Linked DNA regions of Homo sapiens: region 2 is linked to region 1. A link is a contact called in ENCODE Hi-C or POLR2A ChIA-PET data. All regions are on one chromosome and are shown on one strand. Each heading gives the region's core, a stretch centred on a gene start or an enhancer-like site at or near the end of the contact. The rest is flanking DNA. Distances are from core to core; before and after follow the strand shown.

The links. Hi-C counts contacts between places; a loop is a spot of excess contacts on that map. ChIA-PET counts read pairs that join two places held with the same protein, here RNA polymerase II (POLR2A). Pooled maps may share reads with other maps.
Region 2: a loop to region 1 is called in a map with no recorded cell type, with 7 times the contacts of the local background. The contact joins two enhancer-like sites. A Hi-C loop is called at or near these places in 21 of 37 single-sample maps with no recorded cell type and 11 of 50 pooled maps. POLR2A ChIA-PET finds 5 or more read pairs at or near these places in 4 of 52 experiments (OCI-LY7, activated B cell, activated CD4-positive, alpha-beta T cell and 1 more).

What each region holds. Positions count from the first base shown.
Region 1 is chr6:6,786,046-6,792,860 of GRCh38, reverse strand. All of the region lies in intron 2 of LOC101928004 (a long non-coding RNA gene), which reads left to right. Among named protein-coding and RNA genes, the nearest start is that of LINC03055, 96 kb to the left of the region's middle. Within about 2 kb of position 1,785, at least 2 of the 41 ENCODE cell types and tissues checked have a DNase peak (open chromatin) inside an H3K27ac peak, as active enhancers do.
Region 2 is chr6:7,085,003-7,091,771 of GRCh38, reverse strand. No RefSeq gene overlaps it. Among named protein-coding and RNA genes, the nearest start is that of RREB1, 20 kb to the left of the region's middle. RefSeq lists a silencer at 3,773-3,842 and an enhancer at 5,620-5,709. Within about 2 kb of position 5,136, at least 19 of the 41 ENCODE cell types and tissues checked have a DNase peak (open chromatin) inside an H3K27ac peak, as active enhancers do.

The DNA.
Region 1 (6,815 bases), core at 536-3,035:
CCCCTTGTATTTCCATTGTGTGTCAGTGAGATGTGCCTCTGCCTTTTCATAACCCCCTTAGGTTGACTGGTTATTTCTTTCTTGCAACCAGAGGCTTGACTAGAATTGAATTCGAGACAAGCACAAAGATCATGATGCAAATGAAAGGGACAGAGGGGAGAGAAACAGAAAACAAGTGAGTCAAATTTGGTAAGGAATTAAATCGGGTAAAAAAAAAGCATCAAATGTTACTCCAAGGTCTTGACCCAGGTAAAGTAGGTGTGTCAGAATCAGAAAACAGGAAACCCAGGAGGAGTTGCTGGGGAGGGAGGGAGTTGTTGAGTTTGAGGTGCCGGGGGTGGGCAGATGGTTGGTGCAGAGGAGCTATCCAGATCTCAGGCGAGAGTGACTACAGCGGGAAAGCGTGAGACGAGAAGGGAGAGCAAGTGGAATAAGACTGGCACAAGGACTTGGGTCTGGGCACTGGGTAACTGATCTGGGAGGGGAGGGATTTGGATGCTCCCAAGGAGTGGCGTTGAGATGGTAAAGGTGAATGGAGGCAAGATAAACCAGAAAAAGGAGCCCGGAGAAGATGAAGGACTGAGGCCCTGATGGTTTCTGAGCCCCCAGCACGTGCTCCGCAGATGGCTGTGGAATGTGTCTGAGGGAGAGAGCGTATACTTGATAAAGAGTTCAGATGGCATAAATTGTGGGATGCAAGAACAATTCTCATACCTAGGGTCACGCCACTACATTTTAGTAATTCTGGTATGAAAATTAGAAATGGGTGAGGTATATAGGGTTTGAGGAAGGAGGGGCTGGGAAGAGAGAGTTAATGGATAACATTCAAGTACACACCTGTAATCCCAGCACTTTAGGAGCCCCAGACAGGAGGATCCCTTGAGGCCAAGAGTTTGAGATCAGCCTGGACAACATAGTGAGACCCTGCCTCTACAGAAAATTAAAAACAAATTAGTGGGGTGTAGTAGTGTGCACATGTAGTCCCAGCTACTCAGGAAGCTGAAGCAGGAGGATTGCTTGAGCCGGGGAGGGTGAGGCTTCAGTGAGTGGTGATCACACCACTTCACTCCAGCCTGGGCAGCAGGGCGAGACCCTGTCTCAAAAAAAAAAAAAAAAAAAAAGGAGAAAAGATCATTGCCCAAAATGAAACTTCCTGAATAATCAATGGATTTCAATCATTTCTATCTATTTTTCAATGGTCTGATGACCTTGTGTTGAAGGACATGCAGGGTTTATTTCAAAAGGAGATTCCTGGGCCCTTGCCTCGATTTCCTGAATTAAAGTACTAGTGCTGAGGCCCAGAACCTGCCTGTTAAACAAGCTCCCTAGGTCATGCGTGTGCCCACCAATATGTGAGAACTTGTCTCCATTATCCTGAGAGGGCTGACTGTATTCTTTCACATGATTTCTTCTGGAAGCACTGAAGAGGGGTTCTTGTACCCGTCTGTTAGGAAGAAAATCAACCATTTCAAAGCACGCTGCAAATCTGAAGCCTTCCAGGCACCACTGGTGAGATAAAGGATAGAATCCAGGTGGTATCTCCTCTCCATATAACTAGGCCAAAGGTAGCAACTAGGAAGGTTTTTGCTCCCGCCCAGGAAGACTCACTTGCTGGGTCCCACTTCTGCAGTGCTTGCTGGCATCATGGCAGGGAAGAGACCTGCCCCTCTCTTTCCAGCCTCCCGAGGAAGCCTCTCCACAAACCCTCTTTCAGAATCATAAGAGCAAAGTGACTCACATCCGTAGGACTCACAGGGTGACATCAGGTTTATGGGCAGGGAAGGAAGGTAAGCTCCATTGCCTCCTATCATTGTGTGTGGCCTTCAGGCTGCAAATGTGCATGCCTGACTGCCTGAGCCCTTTCTTGGGATCAAAGTCATCTGGTTCCACCCACAGACATCATAGTTGCCCTTGCAAGAATGTCCTGAGCTGGGCATGGAGGTGCATGCATATAGTCCCAGCTACTCAGGGGGCTGAGGCAGGAGGATTGCTTGAGCCCAAGAATTCAAGTCCAGCCTGGGTAACATAGCGAGACCTCATCTCTAAAAATAATAATAATAAATAAATAAACAAAAAATAAGAATGCCCTCAGTTTAGGGTTGAGTTTTGACAAAAAGGCATCCACATCTCTCAGGCAATACAAGAGCAACGAAACTGACTTTGATGTCTCTGTTGATGGTGTACACATTGCATCATTAAAGATTGTTTGGGCTGCAACCAGCTGAAGATCCCATGACCCTTGACTTAGAGCACTAGGAATGGCCCAGGGTGAATTCTGTGGCTCTGTGATAACCCCAAGGGTGGAGGCTCTTTCTGTCTTACTACTCTACCATTTTTGGCGTGTCAGCAACATCCTGCTTTCTAGTCAAAGATGACCACCATGTTTCCTCGCACACCGTGGAAACCCAAGCAGGAGACGAGGGAGACTTGGCAAAGGGCTTCCTCCCCCTGAACCTCTCTCATCAGGGAGAGGGACCTTCCCTAGAGGCAGGCCTTGATCACATGATGACTCCACGGTCTATGACTGCAAAAGGGCACTCACTGCCATACACGAGGGTTCTGTTATTAATGAAAGGGGACTGGCCACTGGTAGGCCATAAAAATGTGTCCCGCATGGGGAATAGGTATTAATGAGTAAAGAATTCAAAGGACTTCATTTCCTCCCACCAGAGCATTGCACCCAGTGGAGAAGCATGTGTGGCCAGGGAGCTGCATGAAGGTGAAATCAGAACCTGTCCTTGGAGCACTCCTGGAAGTATGAGCAGGGGTGCAGTCAGGACGGCCTGACTCTCTGACCCTGTGACTGAGCCACAGGGGTCTCTTCTATGCTTCACTGTGCTTCTTCAATCTTGCCATCACTGTGTTGAAAAAGCATCCCTGGGCATTTGTGGTGAAGCCATTGGCAGAGCATCAACAGTCTTTCCAATGTACCAGTCCCACAGGGACCAGCCCCGGCTCCTTTACTTGGTTCATCATCCCACAAAAAAGGCTCCAGAGTGATGAGTGGAGGGAATGTGTATACAAGCTGGGAGATGCTTCAGGGATGGGGCATGACTCTGAGAAGCTCCACATGCAAAACAGGGTTATGATGGTCTAGGAGCCAGCTGCAGGGAGGTGGGCAGCCAGGAGGTGGGCTGGGGCTATCAGGGGAGTGACTGACTGCAAGGGCAGGCTCAAGGTGAAACTTTGAGAGGCAGATCCCAAGGCCCTTGGATCTGGCCTGTTACAGCAAATGGAGGAGTAAGGCAGAAAAGTCCTCTAGGGCTGTCTTCTACTCTCTCCTCCAACAGATTTTCACTGAGCATTTGCCATGAGCCAGACTCTGTTAGCTGTTGAGGTTTCAAGGGAAGGTAGAAAAGACAGAAGCAAACCAATGATAAAGATATCTATTGTCTTTTAGTGACTTTCATACACGCTCCCTCTCTTTTTTATTCTGTGCATCTCATTATCTAAGGGCTCGTTTTGTACCAAATGCTTTTATACATCATCTCATTCAAATCTCTCTGAGGTTGGAAATGCTATTTTTGTTTTACAGCTGTAAAAACTAAGGCCAGAGAGGGAAAGTGAGTGACCCAGGGCCCCACAGCTAGACAGATTCAAATCCATGGGGTCTATCTTAGTGACAAAGCTGGCACATTTCTTCCCCTCCTTGTGCCTGCTGAGGTTTTTTTGTTTTGTTTTGTTTTGTTTTTTGTTTGTTTGTTTTGGCTTTTAACATTTTACAATATTTTGCTATTTTTTCCTAATCAGGCAATATACATAAATATTTTAACAATCAACTAGTTTAAGATTTATGAAAAACAGCGTTTTCTTGCCCACCTTCTCCCAATTCTTCCTGCTCCCCAGAGGCAGCCACTTCCAAATGTTAGCCAGTTCAATTCTACATGTAATAGGAGAACGGCAATTTTTATTGATGTGTTGATTTGAGACATTTGGCATCTTCCGGTGATGAAGTTTTGTCTCTCTCTACTGGACACCATCTGCCTCTTCCAGATGTATTCTTCTCACCCTGGGCATTCTCCCAAGAGGCTGACCTGTAGGAACGCAGTGAACAGGCTACCTGATCACTGGCTTCTGGGTTGGGTGTGGCTCATGAGAGACATTGGCAGGAGACTGGATTGGAGGAAGATGCAGGGGCCAGAGTGTTTACTCTCCTAGATAAGCCCCTTCCTCCTCTTCTGGCAGGCAGTGCTCTCCATATAGCCGCTCTCTTAGGTTCTAGAAATTGCTCCTACCTTGCCCTTGAGCTCTCATGCCTAGAGGTGGCAATGACTGCCTGCTACTGTCAGTGCTAGGTACTGCACTCTGTTTTCCTAAACCCTTTTCACACTTTTATGAATAGTCTATTCATTACAATTAGATACAACTTACCCCCACACCATCCCCATACAACTATACACTCCCCTTCCAGTATCCTCTCAATATAATTATATCATATTTGTTGACATCATTAGTTGGACAGTATTTACATTATTAAACTATATAAATATTGCTGACTACATAGCCAAGTAGAGAGTTATCAGTCGTGATTGCATTTCCTTTTCTAAACTAATTTTTGTTTTTCCTGCGTTTAACTGCCCATTTTAAAAAAAGACTTAGTTTTCAATACATAGGTCTTTAATTCTTTCCACACACACCATCAGACATGTTAAATGCATGTACATGTTGTTTTCCTGTTTCAAACATTGTAAATTCTCTGTATCTTTTTCTTTGGGTGGGGGGCAAGTGTGAAGTAAACCAGCCTCCAGAATAAATAGAACTCAGTGTTATGGATTCTAAAATTAAAATCTTAACAAATTAACAAAGTGATGAAAACAGGAAGTTTAGCTCTCAAGGATCCTTTATTGGTCTTAAAGGTTTTACTCTCTTTGGCAAATATTGTGACCACTTTATAGATGCTACATATTCTACTAGACAAATACTATGACCTCTTTCAAAGTGTATCATCATTCCCCTTTTAAATAGCACATTCGAAGTGTGCTGACTTTTAGTTCTAGGGTCTGCCTTCCCCTTACCTGCTGAGTGTCACAGGATCTCTTCCCTCCTTGATTATCTCAAGGAGATACATCAACTTTTGGTTCATAAAAGAAAGTCAGTCGCTTTTATTTGTTAAAGACTTGAAGTATGGGCTGGGCGTGGTGGCTCACGCCTGTAATCCCAGCACTTTGGGAGGCCGAGGCAGGCGGATCACCTGAGGTTTGGAGTTTGAGACCAGCCTGACCAACATGGAGAAACCCTGTCTCTACTAAAAATACAAAATTAGCTGGATGTGGTGGCACATGCCTGTAATCCCAGCTACTTGGGAGGCTGAGACAGGAGAATCGCTTGAACCCGGGAGGCGGAGCTTGCGGTGAGCCGAGATCGCCCCATTGTACTCCAGCCTGGGCAACAAGAGCAAAACTCTGTCTCAAAAAAAAAAAAAAAAAAAAATTGAAGTGTAGTAGGCCTCAATCTCTGGCTTCCTGCAGTGTAGATCTTATCAACATAAGGTCTCTATTTAAAAATGCTGAAATTGTAGTCTTATTTTTCGCAAACTTTTCCTGGAGACCCTTCCCTGGAGCCCCCTCTTAGTCAGCTACTTGCTGGACCTTTCTTTCAGCATTATCAGCTATTTCCCTTTCCCTCTCCTGTGCTAGATGTCCTGTTTCCTGGATTCCATACCCTCTTATTTCTTGATTTACTCCTTTGTTTTGCTGGAGCAGATCTTCTAGCAGCTTTGTAAGAAAGCGTGCATGGAAGGTAATTTTTCTTGAGTGCCTACATGTCTAAAAATGTATATGTCCTACTATTCACTTGAATTGTAACTGGACAAGCTTAAAATTTCAGACTATAAATGATCTTTCCTCAAAATTGTGAAACATTGCTCCATTGTTTTCCTGTAATAAGTGTTGCTGGAGAGAAATCTGAAGCCATTTGATCCCCTTTTTTTGGTTTGCTATGTGTTCCCTATAGAATTCTCTTTTTAACCCTGGTATTTTGAAATTTATGGCACAGGACTTTGGTTGTGCCAAAAAAGGGCACATTTTAAAAATTTTATTATTTTAGTGGTGTTTTTCAATTTGAGAATCTTAGCTTTTAGTTATAGAAACTTAGTTATAGGAACTTTTCTTTATATAGAATTTCCTTCCTTCCAATTTATATATTGCCTCGGGAATTCCTACCATTCAATTTGAAACTTGTGGATTGAGCTTTTAAGTCTCTTCTTTTATCTCTCTTATTTCTTTTTTTCCTCTGGTTCTGTTTTCTGGGAGATTTCTTTGACTTATCTTTCAATTGTTTATTAGAATTTTAATGATCCAATTTCTTGTTTTCTGACTGCTTTACATTAAAAACATTTTATTCTAGTTTTACATATTCAATATCTTCTCTCTCTTTCTAAGGAGAGTAATCTGGTTTATTTTTATTTTAGAAGTTTTCTTCTCTTTCCTGCGTTGTCTCTGTTTCTCCTGGGTTCTTATTTTTGTTGTGTCTGTTTCGGTTTCTAAATCTTGAAGTCTTACTTTGCCTGCCTAGAGACCCTTAGCTACTTGGAAGCTCTGTGTTTTCAAGGTTGGGCTTTTAACTGGTGGGTATCAAAGTAGGGTTAGTGGTGAGCGGGACATTTTTGTGGGGACTCCCATATTTCAATATCTAAAGGAATCCTTTTTTATTTTTATTTTTCCAGGACCATTTAGTCTATCCAGGGAACTAATGTCTATATCTGTACCCTGGTTGGTAAAATGCTAGCTGTGAGCGGGGGCAGGGGGAGGTGACGAAGTGGGGATCCCTGTGTGTCTCAGTCTCCACTGTGCAAACTTACCCCTATCCCCCGTCCC
Region 2 (6,769 bases), core at 3,887-6,386, 300 kb before region 1:
GGCAGGAGAAATGCTTTCCCGGGAAGCAGAGGTTGCGGTGAGCCGAGATTGCGCCATTGCACTCCAGCACTCCGTCTCAAATAAATACATAAATAAATAAATGAAAAATGAAAATGTATAACTCAGTCAGCCACTCAACTTCTAAGAAGAAAAAATTCTAGAAGCTATCTTAAAGAGATACATACTATTTATATAAGAATGATTGTCATTAGATTATTTGCCAGCATGAAAAACTGGAAACAAGCTAAATGTCTACTAACAGAGTTTTGGAACATAAATTTAAATGTATTCACATGATGAAAAATGACATGCTAACCATTAACAATCATAAGGTGTAAGGTTATTTGAAATTGGGAATTTTCAAAATACAGTAAGAGAAAAAAAGCATCTTACATAACTGTATGCGCTGTTTTTATTTTTTAATTTTAATGTTTAATTTTTTTTGAGGCTGAATCTCACTCTGTCGCCCAGGCTGGAGTGCAGTGGCATGATTTCGACTCACTGCAACCTCCACCTCCTGGGTTCAAGCAATTCTCCTGCCTCAGCCTCCTGAGTAGCTGGGATTACAGGTGTGTGCCACCACACCCAGCTAATTTTTGTATTTTTAGTAGAAACAGGGTTTCGCTATGTTAGTCAGGGTGGTCTCAATCTCCTGACCTCAGGTGATCCGCCCGCCTCGGTCTCCCAAAGTGCTGGGATTACAGGCGTGAGTCACTGCTCCAGCCCTGGCTAATTTTTGTATTTTTTTTTAATAGATAGGGTTTCGCCATGTTGCCCAGGCTGGTCTCAAACTCCTGGGCTCAAGCAATTCACCTGCCTTGGCCCTCCCAAAGTGCTAGGATTACAGGTGTGCACCACCGCACCCAGCTAATATGTTACTTTTATATCAAGAAAACAGTTATTATTAAAATATTAATAAGCTTTAACCAGAAGAGTAACTAGTTTAAGATTATAGAGTTACTTAAAACAAACCTATCCAATCCGTGACCTGCAGGCCCCATATGCCACAGGACGGCTTTGAATGAAGCACAACATGAATTCGTAAACTCAGCCGGGCGCGCGTGGCTCACGCCTGTAATCCCAGCACTTTGGGAGGTCGAGGTGGGTGGATCACTTCAGGTCAGGAGTTCGAGACCAGCCTGGCCAACATGATGAAACCCCATCTCTACTAAAAATACAAAAATTAGCCAGGTGTGTGGTGAACACCTGTAATCCCAGCTACTTGGGAGGCTGAGGCAGAAGAATCACTTGAACCCGGGAGGCGGAGGTTGCAGTGAGCTGAGATGGTGCCACTGCACTCCAACCTGGGCAACAGAGCGAGACTCGTCTCAAAACAACAACAACAACAACAACAACAACAACAACAAACCCCAAATTCGTAAACTTTCTTAAAACATTATCAGAATTTTTTTTTTTTGCAATTTTTTTTAAGCTCATCAGCTATCGTTAGTGTTAGTGTATTTTATGTATGGCCCAAGACAATTCTTCATCTTTCGATGTGGCTCAGGGACACCAAAGGATTGGGCCCCCCGACTTAAAACTTAAATATTCCATAGTTGAATTATTCATGGGAATCAAAGATAAAAATGTGCCTGTAGGACACAAACCAGATATAAAAGTAAGGTACTAATTTCTATAACAGAAAGAAACTGGTGGTTTGGCCAGTAAAAGGAAGATGTCACCTAAAACCCATCCCCAGGCAAATTAAATTAATTTCCTTTCCATATTCAAATCCCTAAAAAATACTTATAAAGACTTCACACATGAAAAAAAAATTCATGAGGGTCTGAAAGCGAAGCACACACACACAAATCCACTTCATAATGAACAATCTAAAAAGAAAAAAAAGTGCTTCACTCATGAGCCTGAAGTCAGTGACAAAAAAAAAAATAAAATAAAGACTTCACACAGACAGGATAAGATTGATCCTACATCTCTTCCTTCTTAGGTAACATTAATACTATAATTTACAAATAAAGTTGTTGTAATTGTATAAATCTTCCAAGATAACTGATTTCTAATTTAAAAACACTTAAAAAGAAAGAACTGAAATATACTCTCTAACCTATAAAAAGTATCAATTTCAAGCTATGTCAATATTATACTTAATGGTAAAAAGCTAGAGGCATTCCTTTTAAAATCAGAATAAAACTCCCCTGGAATGAATATGTTCACATAATTGTAGAGTATTGTCCCACAAGTTTTTCTGGTGAATACAATATGACATGAAATGGATGTGAGAGATTTAAATATTGGAAAGAAAAAGTTAATATTATCATTAATTACAGATTATATCATTGTGTAACCAGAAAATTCAAGGAAATTAATGGAAATTATTTAAAGAGAAATCTAACTGTAGTAGCCATTATTTATTGAATTCCTGTATGTAAAACACCATACTAAAGTTTTCTCAGTGTCATGCATCTGGTAAGTGGCAGAGCTGGGATTCAAACCCAAGTCTGACTGACTACAAAGACTGTGTTCTTTTGAATATCTTATTGCTTTGCTCTGTAAAGTGGACAGTTACAACACATACTCACAGACACAAACACACACACACTCCTATAGGAAGGCAATAACCATTACAAAAATACAATTTTAACACCTCATTCACAAAGCAACAAATTCAGGAAGGTTTGTCTACAACGAATAAATGAAAAACAACAAACCTAGACCTACATATAAGAAGAGAGATGAAGGAAGATTTAGATAGAAAGACCAAAAGTTTATTTTTAAGAAGTTCATTCTACATTAATTTATATCTTAAATGCAACTCCAATCAAAACCCTAACTGGATAAAATATTGTACAGGGAGAAATATAACAAAAATAATTCCCAAGTACATCTGAGGAAAACAAGCAGATGAGAATAGCAAATAAAATTTTCCTGAAGAACTATAGAAAGGAGTATTAGATATTAATACTCTTATAAATCTATAATAAAAGAGTATGGGAGCATGCAAGAAAAGCCAAATGAGACCCCACCTCACACCTATCAGGTGCCTATTATAAAAAAAAAAAAAAAAAGAAAATAGCAAGTGTTGGCAAGGCTCTAGAGAAATATAAACCTTTAAACACTGCTGGTGGGATTGTAACATGCTGTAGACTTTATGGAAAGTATGGCAGGTCTTCAAAAATTAAAAATAGAATTGCCATATGATTCAGCAATTCCACTTCTAGATATATACCCCAAAGAACTGAAAGCAGGGACTTGAAGAGACATCTGTACACCCATGTTCGTAGCAGCACTATTCACAATAGCCAAAAGGCAGAGAAGCAACTGAAGTGTCCATCAACAGATGAATGGATGAACAAAAAATGTGACCTATCCATACAATACAATATTATTCAGCCCTAAAAAGAAAGGAAATTCTGACACATGCTACAAGTGGATGAACCTTGAAGACGTTAGCTCAGTGAAATAAGCCAGTCACAAGAGGAAAAACATTGTGTGATTCCACTTATATGATGTACCCAGAGCACTCCAATTTAACAAGACAGGAAGTAGAATGGCAGCTGCCAGGGGCTGGGGGTGGGGAATGGGGAGTTTGTGTTTAATGGGTACAGAGTTTCAGTTTGGGAAGATGAGAAAGTTCTGGAAATGGGTGGTGATGATGGTTGTATCACACTGTGCATATATATACTTAATGCCACTGAACTGTATACTTAAAAATTGTTAAGATGCTCAATTTGTATGTAATTTATATTTTACCACACTTTTTTAAAAATTGCCACATGACTGCTGAAGGCACCAGTCACATCTAGTATTTCGTTCAAAGATGCACCTTGCACTCAGAGCATCCCAGTGATACAGCACACAGCTGTGGCTGGGCAAATGGGATGTCCACAGTACCGTAGCCAGTTCTACATACCTAGCTGAGAGCAGGGTGATACCTGCTTCTCAGGCTTCTTCTCATGACTCAAACCAAAGACCACGGGACGCCACAGGAAACCGAATGCTGGAACCATAAAACAACGCAGAGCAATTTCTTTATTGCCATCTCCTCAGCTTAGAACTTTTCACAGAAGTAATTTATGAAGGGCAAAGTTCTCAGCCCATGGAACTCCAGGGGTTTGGCTTATCTGGTGCATAGAGAGTTCTTTCCTGTTTCACAGAGAACACTGGAGGAGCTTTTCTGTGGAGCTGTGAAGGATGACACCATGTCATAAATGAAAGGTGAAAATGAGTACGCCTGAGACGTCTGCCCTGAGTACTTGCTTCAACAGTCTAAGCTCCAGTTTCAGGGATTATTTTGAGAACTTAATTTAGCTGTAGTCAAACATGCCCATTTGTAAGGGGCCTAAATAAGTCACCTGTCTTTAAGCCCAAGGTCTGAAGCACCATTCAGCTCCTCCAGCATTGTTTGCAATACAAAGATACAAGCACACTTTTCTTTTTAAAATCTGGTCCAATGGCTCTCTGAAGCTGCCTTTAGTCTTCTAAAGGCTCTTTGGCCACCTACTGGATTTTTTCAGTGCCAGAGCTGGGCAGAAAAAGAGCAACTTACTGCCCTTGTTCAAAGGAAAGCGAGAAGAGTTGCAGACTGGAAGCTAGACAGACTTTGTTATTCAGTACCCTCAGGGATTTGCAAGAGAATACCTCAGACACAGTCTGTCACTACCCTTCTCTCCAGGAAAAGCCAATTATTTCTCCAACCTAAGGAGTCCGGCACGAATGGAAAAGCTTCTATGACATCTTTATTGTGGGCAAAAGGAGGGAAAAAGAAAAGTGACAAAATTAAAGTATTTTGCTTATTTTTTGTAAGTTACCAGAGGAAAGATGTTTAAATGACTTGCCAGTTTTTTTCCCCCCTCATATTTAAAAAAGGATTATCAGCTACTTTCACTTTCTAATGAACAGTTCTAGTCTTCTAAAGGAATTCTGTGTGGGACATTTAATTTAAACTGAAATCATTCTGATTAATAAAAAGAGGTGGAAACCTCCTGTTCTTTTTTTTTTTTTTGTATCGAACACGTGAATTCTGTTAGATGTGGCCCTTGAGATCAGAGAGCGAAGCTAGAAAAAAATGGAAGTTACGACTCATTCAGGAAGAACACACTGAAAGTGAAAGATTCATTAAGAATGCGTCTTTAATTCTCAGATAGTGCAGGGGAAGAGGAGCAGGCGCACAGATGGAAGCTGAGGAAGGCTGGGCTGACGGGGTCGCTGTGGGTGCAGCCAGGGTGTAGGGTGTGCTGGAAACTCATCAGAGTCATTTGAGCAACCTCGGTCATGGTTGTGGACATCAGGCTTCCAAAACTACAATTTTTCAAAATCAGATCAGAGTCTGAGAGGTGCTGGTAGTTAGGGACTGTGCCTTAGGTACTGACCCTGAAAGGTGGTGCTGCCTTGAAGGAGGCCTGGTGAGGTGACTTCAAAATGCATACCGGCCAGCGGGGGAAGGACCCAGAGCCCACCTATTAAATGAGTCTAACAGTCATTTAATAAATTGGGAAATTGGGATTCTGAAAGCTGATGTGTGACTTGCTGAAAGTCCAAAGCTACTCAGAGCAGCAAAGCTAAGCAGAGCTGAGACTTAGATTCAGACCTCCTGACCCCAAGAATTGAGAGTTCAGCAGTCTTCTATGTGAAACTCAAAAGCATCCACTGATGCTAGCATCTGTCAGAGAGAGGCAGGACAAGGCCAAGGCCACATGGCTGTGAGCTAGCATCACCAGCCTCTGCTCTGTCATCAGGAGGCATGGCATTGGTACAGATCCCTGGAACCCTGCCAAGTGCTCCAGGCTTTGAGGGCAGCCTCTTCAGCAGTGAAAGAAATCAGGGAAAGACAGGAAAGCCCCTCCAAGGTCAGCGGGCTAGGATGCAAACCACCCAGATGGCCCCCCAGGCTTGCATATCCCTTGGGGCTTTTCATCCGCCTTGGGTCTTTCTAGGTGTTCTGGCATCTCAAGTTGCTTGAAGCATTGCTTTTATTTACCTCTCTGTTGTCTTTCCTTTCTGTCTTCCAAGCAGCTAAGGATACCCCTTGTAGACCTGGTCTCCTCCAGTTTCCTTAACCCATTCTATTTTTTTTTTTTCTTTTTTTGAGATGGAGTTTCGCTCTTGTTGCCCAGGCTGGAGTGCAGTGGTGTGATCTCGGCTCACTGAAACCTCCGCCTCCCAGGTTCAAGCGATTCCTGCCTCAGCCTCCCAAGTAGCTGGGATTACAGGCATGTGCCACCACGCCCGGCTAATTTTGTATTTTTAGTAGAGACGGGGTTTCTCCCTGTTGTTCAGGCTGGTCTCGAACTCCTGACCTCAGATGACCTGCCCTCCTTGGCCTCCCAAAGTGCTGGGATTACAGGCGTGGGCCACGGCGCCCGGCCCTCCTTAACCCATTTATAGTGAATTTCAGAGCAACAAAACATTGCATTTTCAATAAATCTGGATTATGAAGTTGGAAACAAATAAAAGTTGACATGTGCTGAGAGCCCTGACTCAATTTTGAGTCAAGTGGTTTGCCCAAGGGACCTCATTTAACCCTTGCAATTGCCCTTTGAGGCAGATAGTCTGCCCCCATTGACAGAAAAGAGATTCAGAGAGGTTAAATCACCCAAGGTCCTAGAATGAACCAATCCTAAGTCCCCATGTGGACAGTGAAATGATGCGGTACCATTTGCCAACACCCAGAAATCACAACAGTGAGGGGTCCCTCTACCGACTTAGTCCCTACTTGAAATAGTGATTTTAATTTTCTTAAAAGGTGTTGTGGTTAAAACAGACCAACAAATCGAACTTGATTTGTTCAGACAGCTCTGAACCCCACCCT